Regions from separate parts of the Homo sapiens genome. Here region 2 is linked to region 1. Evidence: chromatin loops called from intact Hi-C (ENCODE). Cell type or tissue: CD14-positive monocyte. All regions are shown on one strand. Each heading gives the region's core, and the rest is flanking DNA. Links, peaks and the distances in the headings are about the cores only. Region 1 has its middle 77 kb from the start of LIPC. Region 2 has its middle 130 kb from the start of LIPC.

What was found. A loop is a pair of places that touch in the nucleus more often than their neighbours do. Peaks named below come from ENCODE experiments on the same cell type or tissue, not always from the same donor. Only the 100,000 strongest peaks of a DNase experiment are listed, where the experiment ranks them.
Region 2: it touches region 1 in a loop (1.8-fold over the local background); 7 of 110 quality-filtered maps call a loop at or near these places.

The regions. Positions count from the first base shown.
Region 1 is chr15:58,350,427-58,358,764 of GRCh38, forward strand. No RefSeq gene overlaps it. Among named protein-coding and RNA genes, the nearest start is that of LIPC, 77 kb to the right of the region's middle. RefSeq lists an enhancer at 7,346-7,425. In CD14-positive monocyte, for the core only: no CTCF peak of the experiment used is centred there; no DNase peak of the experiment used is centred there.
Region 2 is chr15:58,298,844-58,307,181 of GRCh38, forward strand. No RefSeq gene overlaps it. Among named protein-coding and RNA genes, the nearest start is that of LIPC, 130 kb to the right of the region's middle. In CD14-positive monocyte, for the core only: no CTCF peak of the experiment used is centred there; DNase peaks (open chromatin) are centred at 208 and 4,188; H3K27ac peaks cover 1,235 bases.

The DNA.
Region 1 (8,338 bases), core at 190-8,189:
AAGTTTGAAAAGCCATTCAAGGTCAGGCATAGTGTAATCCTAGCACTTTGGAATTTCGAGGTGGGAGGATTGCTTGAGCCCAGGAGTTCAAGACCAGCCTGGGCAACATGGCAAAAACCCATCTTTACAAAAAATACAAAAATTAGCCAGGTGTTGTGGCACACACCTGTAGTCCCAGCTACTTGGGGGGCTGAGGTGGGAGGATCACTTGAGCCCAGGAGGTCAAGTCTGCAGTGAGCTGTGACTGCACAACTGCACTCCAGCCTGGGCGACAGAGGGAGACTCTGCCTCCAAAAAAAAGAAAAAAGAAAAGCCATTCAAGCGCATATTTTGTAGTGGACCCTATGATGCAGCCCCAGATCCTTTTTCCAAAACTAAAGACCTTGTCCCCCAGCTTCTGAAAGTGACATGGAGGCCAGCCCCAGCAGTCAGCCATTGGGGAGATGCCTCAGCTGCATGAAAAGTCCCCTCCTCAAGGTCAAGTCATATCCCTGCTTGATACAAGGGTATAAATGCCAGGTTCTCTGGTTTCAACTCAGGACAGTTCTGCAGGGTCACCCCATCTTTAGACCTGCCCATAGGGTCTATGCTACAGCTTCCCTGAGACTACCATGGTTGGACAGTCCCTAATAACCTTCCCACATGCTAGTCTCTGTCTCAGAGTCGGCTTCTCACACAACCCAGAAATGAGATGCACATTTTAAAAGAAAGGAAGTCCCACACAGTACTCATTCGGAGTATCCAACTTATAGAATTCATGACATAAAGTTCTTTTGATTTTGGTGGGCTGATTCTCCCATCTGATGCCTCTGACAAATGAAGACCCCACACGTGTATACCTCTATATTTACTAGATTATACCTTCCCAGAATAGTCGTGTTCATCACTATTGTAAAAGAAACTTGATAGTAGTAGGTAATTCACTAGAACTCTTTTTCATTTTTGCCAATCATTAGGTGAAAAATTGGTTTTCACAGTGTTCTTTTAATTGGCATTACCCCAACAGCTATGGGATGAGAACGTTTTTAAGTGTTTATTTTATTACCTGTTCATATACTTTTCCCATTTTTCCTTTTGTTTCACCTATAATTTTTCTTATTAATTGGTAATAAATGTTTGGATATATGTTGCTTTCTTGACTTTTTAAATGGTGACTTTCATCCCTTTTAACACATTATATGTTGGTTTTTCCAGAATTACTTTAGTTTTAGTTTTAAAAATCCATATATACAGAAGCATATAAAGAAGAAAGTAATAAAAAAATTTTTCTGCTTTGAAGTTCTTAATTTTTCCTTGCAATTCTTCCATTCTCAATTTTCATAATTCAGATAATCTTATTTCAAGCTTTACATATGGTTTTGAATTCTTGGTTTTTCACACAATATCCTATCATAAGCATTTCCCTGGCCCATTAAAAGCCTTAATAAACATATTTTAAATGTTATCATATGAAAAACTATTATTTAATTTAATCCCTTCAAAAGTGTCAGAAATGTGGGTCATTCCCAGTTTCTACCTATTATAAATAATATTATTATGAGCTTCATGTGCATAAATATATTTGCATTCCTAGTTGTTTCCTTACAATTCTCAAGAGTGAAATTAAGTTAAACCTATTAAGAAAGTAAAGGAATAAAGAATGATTACTCCACAGGCAAAGCAGTGGCATACACCACTGTCACTCATTTTTATGATTATTTCTTGACTATATACAAAACAAGGGGTGGATTATTCATGAGTTTTCTGGGACAGGGGCGGGCAATTCCTGGAACTAAGGGTTCCTCCCTATTTTAGACCATATAGGGTAACTTTCTGTCATTGCCATGGCATTTGTAAACCGTCATGGTGCTGATGGGAGTGTATTTTAGCATGCTAATACATTATAATTGGCATATAATGAGCTGTGAGGATGACCAGAGGTCACTCCCATCACCATCTTGGTGTTGGTGGGCTTTGGCTGGCTTCTTTACTGCAAACTGTTTTATCAGAAAGGTCTTTAAGATCTTTATCTTGTACTAACCTCCTATCTCATCCTGTGACTTAGAATGCCTAGCCTCCTGGGAATGCAGCTTTGACCCACCCTCTATATGAGATGGAGTCACTCTGGTTCCACAGCCTCTGACATTTCCCCCTTCCCTTTTATAAGAGAACCCTTAACCCTAAGGGTTGTAGAGGGACAAAGATCCATCTTCTGTAACTTCTTCAGGCTGAATGGGGCGATCATATTCCTGCCTAACTGTTAGGGTCTCTTGTATTCAGGGTAGACAAGAGCTCAGTCAGAAAGCATCAGTATGTCAAGGGCCACTCATAACTCAAGTTCTGACAAAAGATGATATCCAAAGTTGGCCAATCATTGCTGCAGTCTATTTCCTTTGGGTTGGAGGTCTCAGTATCATCCTTTCATGGTTCGCCAGAAAGATGTTATCAGAAAGGGGTCCAGATCCAGACCCCAAGAGAGGTTCTTGGATCTCACACAAGAAAAAATTTGAGGCGAATCCACAGAGTAAAGTGAAAGCAAGTTTATTAAGAAAGAAGGAATAAAGAATGGCTACTCCATAGACAGAGCAGCCAAAACATAGAGACATTTAAAGGCTTTTGTTAATATAGCTCAGCTTATTTTGAGGACTCATTTGCAAACCAATGTTTTACATCTGAAAAGAAATAGTGCAGTGAAAGCATCACACTCAAGCTTGTCCAAGCTTTGGTGGTTGTGGTAGCAGTGGCTTGGGATATTCAATATAAACATATTACATTTACTGTCTATAAGCGACTATTTTGGGTACAAGAGGAATGTGAATAAGGGTGACAGGATCCTGGCCTCAAAGAGCAAAGGATCTGGGAGAAAGATGAACAATCACTGATCAGGTATGACACACAAAAAAATTCAAACAAATCCTTAACAAAATTTTAAGTCGGTTTGTGGAGGGGGTACTATGGTAAAACAAGGCAGTTGGGAAGATAACTTCTTATACTGTGGTCTCAAAAACCTCCTAAAGGGCAGTGGCGCCTTGTTTTTATAATCAATACTAGCAGTACCGTACATTTATACCAAGTCTAGGATTTGGAAAGTGGTTTGAGGATTTTCCATAATTTCCTAGGTTTATGGGTTTTGCATCTTTGCTTTTATGATCTCCTGTTGGCCACCACTTGGTTTCCTTGTTACCAAGTCACTGGCACGCAGCCGCCATATTTTTCCGGTAGAGTTTCATTTTACAGCAGCCCATTCTGCACCAGGGGCTTGAGGACTGCACTGTGTCTTCAAGGCGGGGGCCGCTTACATTCGTTGCTGTTTAGGCTGTTTGCTACTGGCCCCCGGAGGAGGCTCTAGGGGATGGAGGGAGACCTGCCTTGCTGGCTTCCAGCAGCACACGCTTTTTCCCCTACTGAAAAGCTGAAGGGACCTTCAACACCACAACCAAACTTCAACAACTTAAAGACAGCGCTGTGTGACGGCCCTAGAGTCAGAAGTTCTGAATTTGACCTTGGTTTCACCACTTAGCAGCCATCTGATCTGGACAACCTGCTTACACCTCTCACCTTTCTTTCCTCAACTGTAACACAGAGCCAAGAAGGATCATGGAAAGACAAAAAGATAATGGATAGGAAAACACTTAAAAAGAGGAAATTGTCTTTGAAATATCAACATTTATTATGTTTTTAAAAATCTAAATGAAAGATTTTGTAGTCCCTCCTCTCTGAACAAATTCTGATGTCCACACTAGGGGCAGTGGGGGACACTGATGTATTCTTTGTCAATTTTAAAATGCATGGTTTAAAGTGATGTGACAGAAGAACCATTTCTCGAGCTTCATTCTGTCCCTGGAGAGGCAGACTTTAGCTAGCTAAAAACACATTTGAGTGTGTGGCTAAGGTTTTAAAAGTTAAGGGGAAATACGCCGGGACACAGTGGCTCAAGCCTGCAATCCCAGCGCTCTGGGAAGCCGAGCAGGTGGGTCACCTGAAGTCAGGAGTTCGAGACCAGCCTGGCCAACACAGTGAAATCCCATCTCTACTACAAATACAAAAAATTGGCCAGGCATGGTGGCATGCGCCTGCAGTCCCAGCTACTTGGGAGGCTGAGACCAAAGAATTGCCTGAACCCAAGAATCATGCCATTGCACTCCAGCCTGGGCAACAGAGTGAGACTCCATCTCAAAATAAATAAATAAATAAGTTAAGGGGAAACTTGGAAGGATAGCTAAGTGGGAAAGTTTCTTTAGGGTTTACAAGTTGATACCAGGCTTCTCTCCTTAACCACACAGACTTCCAAGCCATCGGCAATTATCTTCCACTCCTTGGTCTATAAAAGGGGCATTCAGGGAGCAGATATTGACATGGTTGGCGGAGGATCAGATACTCAGCCAGGCTTCTGGACAAATGAAGTTCAAAGGATGTGCCAGCAAAGATTTTCAAATAAGAGCTTCTACTTTGTGAGCCTGAGAAGAAACCCGCAGACTTGTTGTTTTATCCCACTTTCACTGGATAGAAAAAACACACATAAAACATACACTTTCTACACACCAAGAGAAGGAAATATTACCCCCAAGTGATTTAGTTAGGCACACCTGGAAGCCAACTCAAAGAGACTACATTTTCATCCAGAGAAGCTCAGGGAAGAGAGAAAAGGGACTAGAACATGCTCCCCAATCAATCTCCCGACCCCGTTGCCACCCAGCCATGTCATCTGTTCCACCACAGTCCCTGAGAGCAAGACCGAGGCTTCCATCCCCACCCCTCCCTCTCCATCCTCACACACATGCCCTGGGCCAGGCTAAGGAGGCGTTGCATGGATCGGCCTCCCTGGCTGTTCACCCCACTCCACTCCCCATCTGCCTTCAAGGATCCTCCCCTGAGCTTAGCAACCTCTGGAGACCCCTACCTGTTCAAGAGTGAAGCCCAGGTCCCCACATCTAATGTCTTCCAAGCACTCCCACCCGCCACTAGGCAGTGCCCAGCCCCCAGCTTTGCTCTCCCCGGGGGCTTCCTCTCACAGCTCTTTCCTACAGATCCTCTTTCTACCTGCAGCCCTGAGATCCCCACACCTGCCTGCACTTGAAAGAGGGTCCAGGCAATTCCCAGGACGCCCTATATATAACTCAGCTCCTGCTCTGTGAATTCACAGCCCTGGTCATGCGGAGCATGCGGAGCCCTGCCTGCTCCCCGCCCAAAAGAAGTGGTATTTTTAGAGGGACTGCAGAGTGAAAAGGGTCAGCACAAGCTGCAGTGGCAAATCCATTGAGTAAAAACACTTAAGTGGAAAATAATAATAATGATGAGAGCTAGTGCTTTCAAAGGCGCCTTCCTATTTGCATGTGCTTTCACATCCATCATCCCTCTGACTCAACATCATTCAGTGGGGAAAGGAAGCAGGTGTTCGCTCCATTTTACAGACAAGAAATATAAAGCTGGAGGAAGTTAAGCGCCTGTGGCAGAACCCAAAACTTGGGGGTTGTTAGTGCTCAAGGCCTCCTTAGCTTCTGGCAATGAAGAGCGAGCACTGGTGAGAGCAGGGAGTTTGAGCCCACCCTGCTGGCCTCCTTTCAGGTTCCAGGCCACCCTGCCCAGCACAGTCAGCCAGCAAAGACAGCGGGCCCACCTGCAAGAGACAGCGCAAGACTCACCCCTCAGCAAACGGGAGCGTGTTGTAAAACAGAATGTCCCAGAGAACAATGTGGAGGCTGGCATCCTGATTAGAGACTCCTACGGAGTGAGGCCTGGCTACCACTAACAACAAACCATAAAAGCCGAGCCGCAAGAGTTATGACCCTCCATCCTCCAGGAAAGCAATAAAACCACGCTCCACATCCTCTGAACTGGGCACAAATGGATGGCCGGTATTGATTATAGACAAAACAAATCAGCCACATACCTTCCCTGCAGCATTTCCCTCCTCCTCTCCCTGACACCCTAAGAGGCGGGTTTTGCCATGTGTAGCTGGCTCTTCTTTCTTCCAACAAGTGGGAAGAACCTGGTCTGGAAGGTGGCTCCTGCCAAGAGCAGAGCCAGCACATGGACCTGTGGATGGGGGTTCTGAGCAGCTGTCTGTGGTGAGGGGCTTATACCAGATAAAAACGCTAGGGCTGCCCTCTTTGGCAGAAGGAAGGGAGCCAGGGTCCAGACACGGTGGCTCACACCTGTAATCCTATCACTTTGGGAGGCCAAGGCAGGCAGATCACTTGAGGCCAGGAGTTCGAGAACAGCCTGGCCAACTGGTGAAATCTCATCTCTACTACAAATACAGAAGTCAGCCAGGTGTGGGCGCACACACCTGTAATCCCAGCTACTTGGGAGGCTGAGGCAAGAGAACTGCTTGAACCCGGGAGGCGGAGATTGCGGTGAGCAGAGATTGTGCCACTGTACTCCAGCGTGGGCAACAGAGCGAGACTGTCACAAAGAAAAAAAATAATAATAAAAGGAAGGAGGGGAGCTAGGGAGGACACCCCTCCAGCTCTTCACCTTAGGCGCAGCACCTCTCTCCCTCAGGCTGCACCCCCTCTGGCAGATAGAGGTGGGGGTCAGGGGCTCTGACACTGCCCAACCTCACAGGAACAAGAAGGGGATTTCCTCTGCATCCCACATGAGCCGGAATGTGGGGGCCCACTTTTCAGGGCCATCTGACTGTTTTCTCCTTCTATTTCTAGCTCCAAAGCTTCGCTGTCTTCTTAGGAACTCACTTCTCCTCCTAGGAAGAGAAAGGTGGGCAACTCTTACGGAGTATTCATCAAAGGAAAAGGGCCCTAAGATGGGAAGGAGACTCCAATATCACAGTACTCCTGCAAACACTGACTCATCTCTCCTGAGGTAGCCCTAAGGAGCAAATGGAAAAACTAGAATTAGGATTAGGGTTAGGATTGCTATGGGTATTTGAGGTAGAATTGGTATTGGCATTAGTATTTGGATTCATATTAGTATTTGTATCCATATTGGTATTAGTATGAGTCTTAGCACTTTATAAGGACAAATAGTGGGTATCACTAACAGCTAGGAAGTCCAGTGCTGTCCCATCTTGTACTCTACTCTCCATACAGACTGGAGATTGTCTCTGGCAGTAAGCACAAGCATGAAGGCTCTTGAGTTCTGTTTAACCCAGGGCCAGCATGGGATGGCAGTGCACCCTCCTGGGGCCCCAAGAGGAGAATGGTACAAGCCAGGTCTTAAGCACAGCTCCCAAAACTTGCGTCAGGTCAGGGTTACAGCAAGACAGTGGGAAATATGTCCAGATATGAGGACAGGAGGCCAGAGTCAATTCTGAATGACATCATAGGATATGATAAGGATTTTTCCTACAAAAATGAGTCACCATTCAGGTCCTGGAAGCTCTCTTAAGTCCCAGGATCCAGGGCCAGGACCCTTTCTCTTGCCCCCACTGCACTACCCCTCACCTGCATGCACACACACACACACAACCACACACATTCTGCAGTGAGCCTCAGTCACCTAACATCACTCTATTGCTTTGAGAACATTCGCAGAGCAGGAAGTCAAGCTTGTTAACTTAGCCAGGGTGAGCTTGAGGCTTGTTCCACAGGCGTCTGTCCCAGGCTGGCTGGTAATACCTCATTCACGGAGACTCTACACCACCTCAGCACTTTTTTGTGACAAGAAACCAAAGCTTCCAGGCTTCCCAAAGCATCAACAGGCCTGCTCTTTATGGGGCCCTTTAGCCTGTGATCAGCCCCGAAGTGCAGAGGTCTTTTGTGGGTAACAGGGCCCAACGTACCTTAGTCACCTTCAGTATCAGATGTCCTCCCAGGAAGGGCCAGCACCTCCCATCCAATCTTACTCTCACCTCACATCATGCATGGGAGGCCTTAGTATGAGACTTCACATCTCTGGGACTTTCCACCGCAGGAGGCCAATCCAAAGCCAAGGGTTTCCTTCTTTCATGTTATTTCATGACATAAAAGAAATCACCCACCCAGCGAGCTAGAGTCTGAAAAATCTGCATATTCCCCTACATTAGCATCCCTTTGATCTGTAAGGATGCAGAGGGAGGCATACCGCACTAGACTGTGGCAGCAGCTTCATCCTTTCCAGTTCATTTCCTACTTCCTGCTTTGTGGGCATAGATTCTCACACATACCTGGAAACCAGGTAAGCATCTGGACCAGTGAAATATGTGACTTCTGGAAGCCCATTAGCAATCAAGCTCTGGTATTAGAGTTAAACCTTTGATAACACAAACAAAGCTGCTTGTGCTTCTATTTCACAGCACTGGAAAGAGTTCTACAATTTCCCAACAAATGATATCTGAAAGCATCATTTTACAGGTGAGAAAATGTAGGGATTCATTTCTCAAAGTACAATCCTCTGGCCAGTGGCATCAGTACAACCTGTG
Region 2 (8,338 bases), core at 162-8,161, 52 kb before region 1:
TATTTGTGGATTTTATATATCCATCATTCCATATGCATGAATATTTGGAAGTGAGAGTCACCACAGGATGCTGTCACCTAAGTGATCCTGAATGGTCTCCAACACAGAGGACCCTCACTGAAAACGTCAAGATCTCTCCTCCCCAGCAAGAAGTACAGTTTAATTGAGGAAGAGTCTTGAAGGGACAGAGTCCTAAAGAAGGGGAAGCCCAGATTAAGAATGCCACCCACTTCCACATGCATGCACACGTGCACGCGCACACACACACATCTACTTTTTCCAAGGGTGCTGAAGCCATCCAGGCAGAAATAAACTGCTTTTAAGAAATTTGTCTTTGGTGGGTCTGTGCATAAGAAATTCCAGCACAGATGTTTGTCAGCAACAGACACTCTGGGCCAACACAGCAGCAGCTCTCCTTCCCTAGTGAGTTCTGGCTCCTGGTTTGCATCATCAACTTAGTCCTTCCATTCAGTCTATCTGGCCAGAGCCCTCCTAACTGCACTGGATCCCTCCCAAGGAGCAACCACATAATCCCCGCCAGGGCTCAGCCCAGACCTCTCCCTTGGTGCTCACAGCCATGGGCTCTGAAGGGCTTTCTGGGTCTGCGCTCTTCGCTCATGGTATTCCCCAGCCCTCTTAGGTCAGGGGCAGAAGTTGCTCCACAAGCAGTTAGAAACACGCCAGAAGAATGTGGTGAGTTTTCTGAGAGCCGCTGAGTAGCTGTGGGCCGATTCATGACTCAGTTTCATCCACTTCAGGACTCCCTGGGAGGCAACTTTCCCCCAGTTCACCTCTACCTCTCTGTGGATCACTGATTAAGCCTGGCTCTGCCTTCTTCACACCCTGGGCCTCCAGAGGTGACCCTCTGTGAAGCCTAGGCAGGGCCAAAGACAGGCCATCAGCTTCAAAGGAGAGGAGTGAGGTCTTTGTTTCCTTCACAGCAGTGGTTTTTAAACCACAGAAGTTGCTTAGAAAGGCCTCTGGGAACTCTCTTGGGGAAGACTGCAGGGGATGGAGGCCACAAGGACCTGTTTCTGTGTCTGTATTAGTCTGTTTTCACACTACTATAAAGACGCTACCTGATACTACCCAAGACTGGGTAATTTATAAAGGAAAGAGGTTTAATTGACTCACAGTTCTGCACGGCTAGAGAGGGCTCAGGAAACTTACAATCACGGCAGAAGTCAAGAGAGAAGCAAAGGCATGTCCTACATGGCAACAGGCAAGAGAGACCCAACGAGCAAAGAGGGAAGAGCCCCTTATAAAACCATCAGATCTCATGAGAACTCACTCACTTTCACGAGAATAGCATGGAGGAAACCACCCCCATGATCCAATCACCTTCCACCAGGTCCCGCTCTCAACATGTGGGGACTATAGGGATTACAATTTGAGATGAGATTTGGGTGGGGACACAGAGCCAGACCATATCAGTGTTAGATGAGCTAATGTGCTGAGGGCATTTCCCAGCACCTAATAAGGGTCCATACATCTCAGCTGTTACACACTGCTAGCAGGGGGCAGGATCTTCCAGATGCCAAGGGAAGAACTTTACATATGTTCTCCATGAAATCCTACTAAGGTTTCTGCAGAATAGGTATTACACTATCACAGTTTTATAGATGAAACTTGGACACGTTAAGTGGCTTGTCCAATGCCACACAGCAGCAGTATGTGGCAGAATCTGGTTTTGTATATGAATTAGTCTGACTCTAAAATGTGGACTCTTCCCCCTGGTCCGGGCTGTCTTATTTTCCCTTAGAAAAATCTGCAAGCTTCTCAATGCATGTGTTTCTTAAAATGACTAACAAAATACAAAATTTTTAAAAGGTAAACAAGAGCTATTAGGACAAAATCCAAAATGCCTGTCATTATAATCAGTGTGGGTATTGTAATGGAGCATAAAATGATGATCTGGCCTCCTGAAAGGCCAAAGAGTGATATAAAATACAATCAGTAAAATCTGTCTTCCTGAGCCCTCGTCCTCTGGTGGCTCTTCCTCCCACATCCCGGTATCTACCTCTATCCTTCTACCAGAAGTATTCTAGTGTCTACTGCTTGATCACCACCCAGGGTAGCATCCCATGCCCTGGTCTTATCTCTCCTCCTTCAGCTTGCGAGCCTGCCTTGGGTGATCAATTTTTCGTGCAATTTTTTGTGCAGGCATACAAATCAGAGAAAAAGCCATGTGCAAAAAAGAATTGGTCTGGGCAGCACAGGCAATTACAGACCAGGGCAGAGTACAGTGAAGGACCGTTTGAGGATTAGACAGGAGGGGCAGTAAGCTTATCTCCAGTGGAGGAAGCCTCTCCATAGGTCGTGGGCATGAGGGAGAATTCAGAACTGGAGTGTCTTTGGACACCTTACATATTGTATCACACAGTCTCCTGCCTACTTCACCACGGTTTTGGCTGCTCATTCTCTTCACAATCAGTGCAAGGTCAAACAAATTTTACCAAACAATCCTGGAAGAGCAGGATTATTTCCCTGAACATTGCATCCCCTTCCTACTCTGTTGGTGTGCGGGACAAATGCAGCTAATTAAATCTGATACTGAAGGCAGAGTACGTCAACCAGTGGTTCCCAGTTCCTGGGGGCTATGAAGATATTTCAGGGGTCTAAGAAACCATATGTGCACCAAGCACTTACTGTAGACTGACTATGCCTCCTATTATTGTGAACCACCATTTCACACATGTACGCAGATACTATTGAGGCCAAGGAGTTTCAGCTCAGAGAGAATGCTGAACACGGCAGGCCCCATGACAGATATTCCACTCCTTGCTTATATACCTGCAACATACCCTTCTTTCTTAACAGCTTTCAATACATCCTATTCATTGTAATGAGTATTACACAGCTATACACAACTCACTTGCTCCCAGCAAGAAGGCAACCAAAGACATGTGTTCTGCAGGTACTATGTGCAATGGCTAAGTCATGTGGACCCTTGAAAAGTTGACTTTCTGCAGCAAGCCCATGATCTTCTGATAATACTCCTCCAGTGTTCCTTCTGCAACCCTTTCTAACGATAGGTCCTCTCTATTCTGCAAACTCGGGGCAAATGGTGAATGGAGACACAACCAACACACCTGACAAATATGGTGGAAGGTGAACAGAGAATTTTTAAGCTGGCAATAAAGAAAATAATAACATCTATTTTGTTTTTTAAAAAAATGAAAGAGGGAATGGAGTAGTGTTATTCAATTGTCAGATACTTTAGCAGAGAGTGGAAAATTCACCTGAAAAAGAGGGAGGGACAATCCCCTTATTTCTACAACTGATCCTAAGGCTGTAGCTACCATTTATAACTCTCTTCTTCACCTCTTCCATGTTCCCTTTGCTTTTTGCCCAAGGGAGTAACTCTAACTTTTGCTATCAGAAAATCTTTTGGCTGCAAATAATAGAAAACCCAAGAGTGATTGGATCCAACTGCAAATACTAGAAAAGCTATCAGTGGTGTAAATAAATAGAGATTTGTTTTTCTCATATAGCAGGAAGTAGAAAGCAATTTCTGGTGTTGGTTTAGCAGTAATGCAGGTCTCTGGGTCACATCTCTGTTCTGCTCTCACGCTTTGCCTCCTGATCACAAGAAAGCCATCATGGGTGTCCAAGCCATGTTCAAGGCAAGAAGACTGAAGAGAGATTGACACCAGCTGCTTCCAGACTTTGTATCAGCAAAAGCAAAGCTTTCATAGGAGCTTCCAGCAACCTTCTCCTTCCATCCATCTTCCTGGCCAAAACTGAGTCACACCACCACTTCTGGCTGTATTTAAGGCTGTGAAATCAAATATCCAGCAAAAGGAGAGGGGAATGTCATACTGGCTTAAACCTAATGCAATTCTTTAACTGGGTCATCTTGAATAACCTTCCCCTAAACAAAATGAGCAAGAAAGACGTAAGGAAGTAACTGGGTAGATGGCACCCTTGCCTGTCTTGTCTAGTCACAGCTTTCTACTAACTTTTATAGTCCCTTGCATCATATTTTACAATAAGACCTTCCCTTGATAATCAACAACAAGGTCCTTTGCTAATACCCTGTAGCCCCAGCATTGATCAAATTGCTTATGGCAGTTTCTTGTTCTGGAGGATTTTTATCATGTCCATTAGAGGAAGTATCTCTCTACTGGGTAATGAAACTTCCAGACCAGCAGATTTCAGCTGCAATGGTGAGACTGCATCATCAGGCATAAACATGAGGGTCATGCTTACAGTCATGCCATGGTGAGACTGCAACATCAGGCATAAACATGAGATTCATACTTATGGTCGTGCCATGGTGAGACTGCATCATCAGGAATAAACATGAGGGTCATCCCCACCTCCACCCAGAGATTCCTGTGTCTTTTCCCCTCATTATGGGAGGAGACAGCACCATATAAGATAACCTAAAACCATTAATGTATTTACCATTGTTTTGCTCTCATTATATCTTTGCTCAACCAATCATCCCAAAACAAGAGTTATGTAAGTGTGTGAGAAATAATTTTGACTTCAAAAAGGGTTCCTCACACTCAAAGGAGGTTGGATCCTTGCTGGTACAGTGGGAGGAGCTCCAGGAGTTCAGAGACTTTTGTGCAAAACCTGGCTCTGCAGCTAGGTAACCAGCTTTGTGACCACGGAGAAACCATATCCTCTCTCTGGATCTGTTTTGTGCTCTGTAGGATCGGCATGTTGGACCAGATAACTGCGAAGGCCGCTTCTAGCTTGCAACATTTTCTGCTAATTTATTAGGATCATGCAACTCTAAAATCCTGCGGTCCTATTACTTTCAGCGTTTAAACTTCTTGTTCTTCTTAGTTTGTCTTCATTTCAGACACTAAAGATGGATGTCTCATTTCCACTAAAAAGAACGAGCTTTCACTTTAATTACCTAGAATGTTGTAGTAGCATGTAAAAAGACTCCCCGTGGTCGTCATGCTATATTATTTACAACTTCTATTTTCAAACATTTAAAAAAGGAAGGAAAAGGAACTCAGTTCAAAAAGTCTTAAATCCCCCCAAAGTAAAATAAAACAAACTGAAATTGTCTGGGTATTATTGATATCTTTCACCTTCTAGGCTAATTGGCCATCCATCAAAAGTTTCACAAGTTTCTAACAGAATTCATTAATGCCAAAATTCACTTATTCACACGTGATGCAAAAATGATGGTGTGTGTGCCATGGTGAAATAAATCTTCATTTAACAAATAAATGTCAAGAATATTTGAAGATTTTTTAAAATTAAATGTTTGGTTTTTCATGCCTCTCTTTCTGGCCAAAAAATGATTACTGGATGAGCTACAGAGAAAACTGAGCTGGGAATTACTTATTAAAACTGTCAGCTGCACTAACTGTGTGATCTTAACCAAGTCCTTTTACATTCTTTAGCTTTGAAATGGAGAGGATAATAAGGAACACTCACAGCTTTGGTGAGAATAAAATCACACCGGAAGTAACATGATAATATATGCCAACATTTTATTTTATTTTTTTTTATTTTTATTTTTATTTTTTTTTTTTTGAGACGGAGTCTCGTTCTGTCGCCCAGGCTGGAGTGCAGTGGCGGGATCTCGGCTCACTGCAAGCTCCGCCTCCCGGGTTCACGCCATTCTCCTGCCTCAGCCTCCCAAGTAGCTGGGACTACAGGCGCCCGCCACTACGCCCGGCTAATTTTTTGTATTTTTAGTAGAGACGGGGTTTCACCGTGGTCTCGATCTCCTGACCTCGTGATCCGCCCGCCTCGGCCTCCCAAAGTGCTGGGATTACAGGCGTGAGCCACCGCGCCCGGCCACCAACATTTTAATAAATTATAAAATACAATTAAAATTCAAAACTCATGGACTAAAATGGAAATGATAAAAAAGAATCATTTGTGAAATATGTGATTTGTAATTAATAATTTTGCTGGAAGTTCAAAAGATCCTGTACCTCTGATTTATTTGCCAAAATCCAAAGCAGCTGAATGCCTACTGGTACACATACACCCACATATGTACTTTCCTTTAAAAGGATTTTAGAAATTTGTTTTCGTTTCTTTGGAAAAATTAATTATTTACATCATGTTATTGTTTTGCAGGTACACATATGCCAAAACTTATCAAATTGCACACTTAAAATGGGCCTGGTTTATTATATGTCAGTTCTCCTGAAATAGAGCTGTAAAAATATTAATTCTAAGTAGTTACTTGATATGGAGGATTATATCCTGGTTAACTCACTCTTCCAGCTTTCTTCTCTTGCATTTCCCTTTGTGAAAGTGGCTGAACGTTTATCCAAATGGTGATATTTCAGAATGGCAGAGTTCAGGATATGCTACCTGGAAATATGGCACCTTGGCACACTGAATATTTTAAGCTAAAGGAATTTGAGAAACAGCATATGCAGAAAGGACCCTCTGACCTTCCCCTGAAGCAGATCATTAGACATTCATGTGAGAGGTGGCCTCCTTTATACCCAGAAGAAAGGAACATCCTTACCTCTGAAGACAAAGGGACCCAGGAACCTGAACGAGTGGGCCTTGCTAAGTTTCTCCCAGTTTATTACACTTAGCCCATGCCCCCTTTGTCCTGCCATGTTTCTCCACAACTCTCTGCTCTTCATCAAACGAAGGATAAAAACACTCAGGTTTAACCACTTTCTTGGGTGTTCATTACCTTATGAAGGCTCTCACATGCTTTTCTCTTATTAATCTGTCTTTTAGCACAGAAGGCCCTGCCAATGAACATAAGATGGATAGCAGGAAAAGACATGTTTCCTCCCCTACAAGAACAAGAGACAGAGGAACATAAAGAATTACAATGAGGAAAAAAAAAACACGGAAAATAATTAGTGAACACCTGCTTTACGTCAGACACTGCATATATTCATTTGATTTTCCCAAAAAGCTGATGAGCTGGGTATTTGCTGTCCACTTGTTACTGAGAAGGAAGCTGGTACTCAAAAGACAAAATGACTGAATGTCATAGAGCAGGATTCTCAATTTGTATGCACAGTGAAGTCACCTAGGGAGCTTCAACGATACTGGGTCCCACCCCAGAGATTGTAGCCTGGGCTTTGGCATTCTTTTTTTTTTTTTTGAGACGGAGTCTCACTCTGTCGCCCAGGATGGAGTGCAGTGGCGCGATCTCGGCTCACTGCAAGCTCCGCCTCCCGGGTTCACGCCATTCTCCTGCCTCAGCCTCCCGCGTAGGTGGGACTACAGGCGCCCGCCACCACGTCCAGCTAATTTTTTCTATTTTTAGTAGAGACGGGGTTTCACCGTGTTAGCCAGGATGATCTCGATCTCCTGACCTCATGATCCACCCGCCTCAGCCTCCCAAAGTGCTGGGATTACAGGCGTGAGCCACCGCGCCCGGCCGGCTTTGGCATTCTTAAAAGATCCTCCAGGGATTCTGTCGTGGAAAGGGTTTAGGAACCACCATCCGAAAGTAGTTGGTGGAGATGTTAATTGCCCCAGTTCTTCCTTCTCTCTGGGTAGACACTCTGCCTAGACACATCCACAAGGCCACACCACTTCTGTAGATTTTGAACAAGCTTCATATTAGTTGGTATACAGCTGTTGCCTCAAGCCCCCGTTCTCTCCAACAACTTCACTTCCTTTCTCTGGCTCCCCAGCCTCTCCTCAAAACCCCTCAACCCAGCAACTAAAGAGTTGGAAGACTCTGACTGGCCCTACGTGCTAAAAAGGTTATTAAATACCTTGGAAATCATCTCTACCAGTTTTAATACTCATTCCCTTTTCACAGTACTTCAGTGCACGTGGACAGAGTCTGAAAGAAGATTTTGGGCAAAAAGCTTCCTGAGCATAGGTCACACGAAGCTGAAAATCCCTACCCGACCTGTCCACCATGCTGATACTAACTGGTAAAGCCAACAGCAAATTGGGACCTTTGCTCAGTTTTTGCAAGAGACCTCTTGGGACTGTGAGGTCAAAACGTGTTTTGTTCTCAAATATACCAAGTCCATAGTCAGGTGAACTCCATGCTCCATGAGTTGTCCAAAACAAAACAAACAAAAAGAAAAAAGCAAGACACACTAAGAAAATAAAGGGAAAAGAAAGACCCAGGAAATGATCTCACACTTCCCAACCAGCTCCTTCTTCCTGTAATACAAAGAACAGGCCCAATAAGTCTGAGGTTTGAGCAAAGCATTTCTGTCCTCTCTGGGGCAAACAGGAGGGACTGCAGCTTTCCATCATTAGCCAGAGTAAACCACATTAAATAGAACAATCAAGCAACATGCAGGGACCAGCTAGAAGCATGTGTCCCCTGTAAATCTGGTCAGAAATAGTAAATACAGGAAACGGAGACAATATGCTGCCCTATTAGTTCATTCTCTTTCATAATTAACAGCAG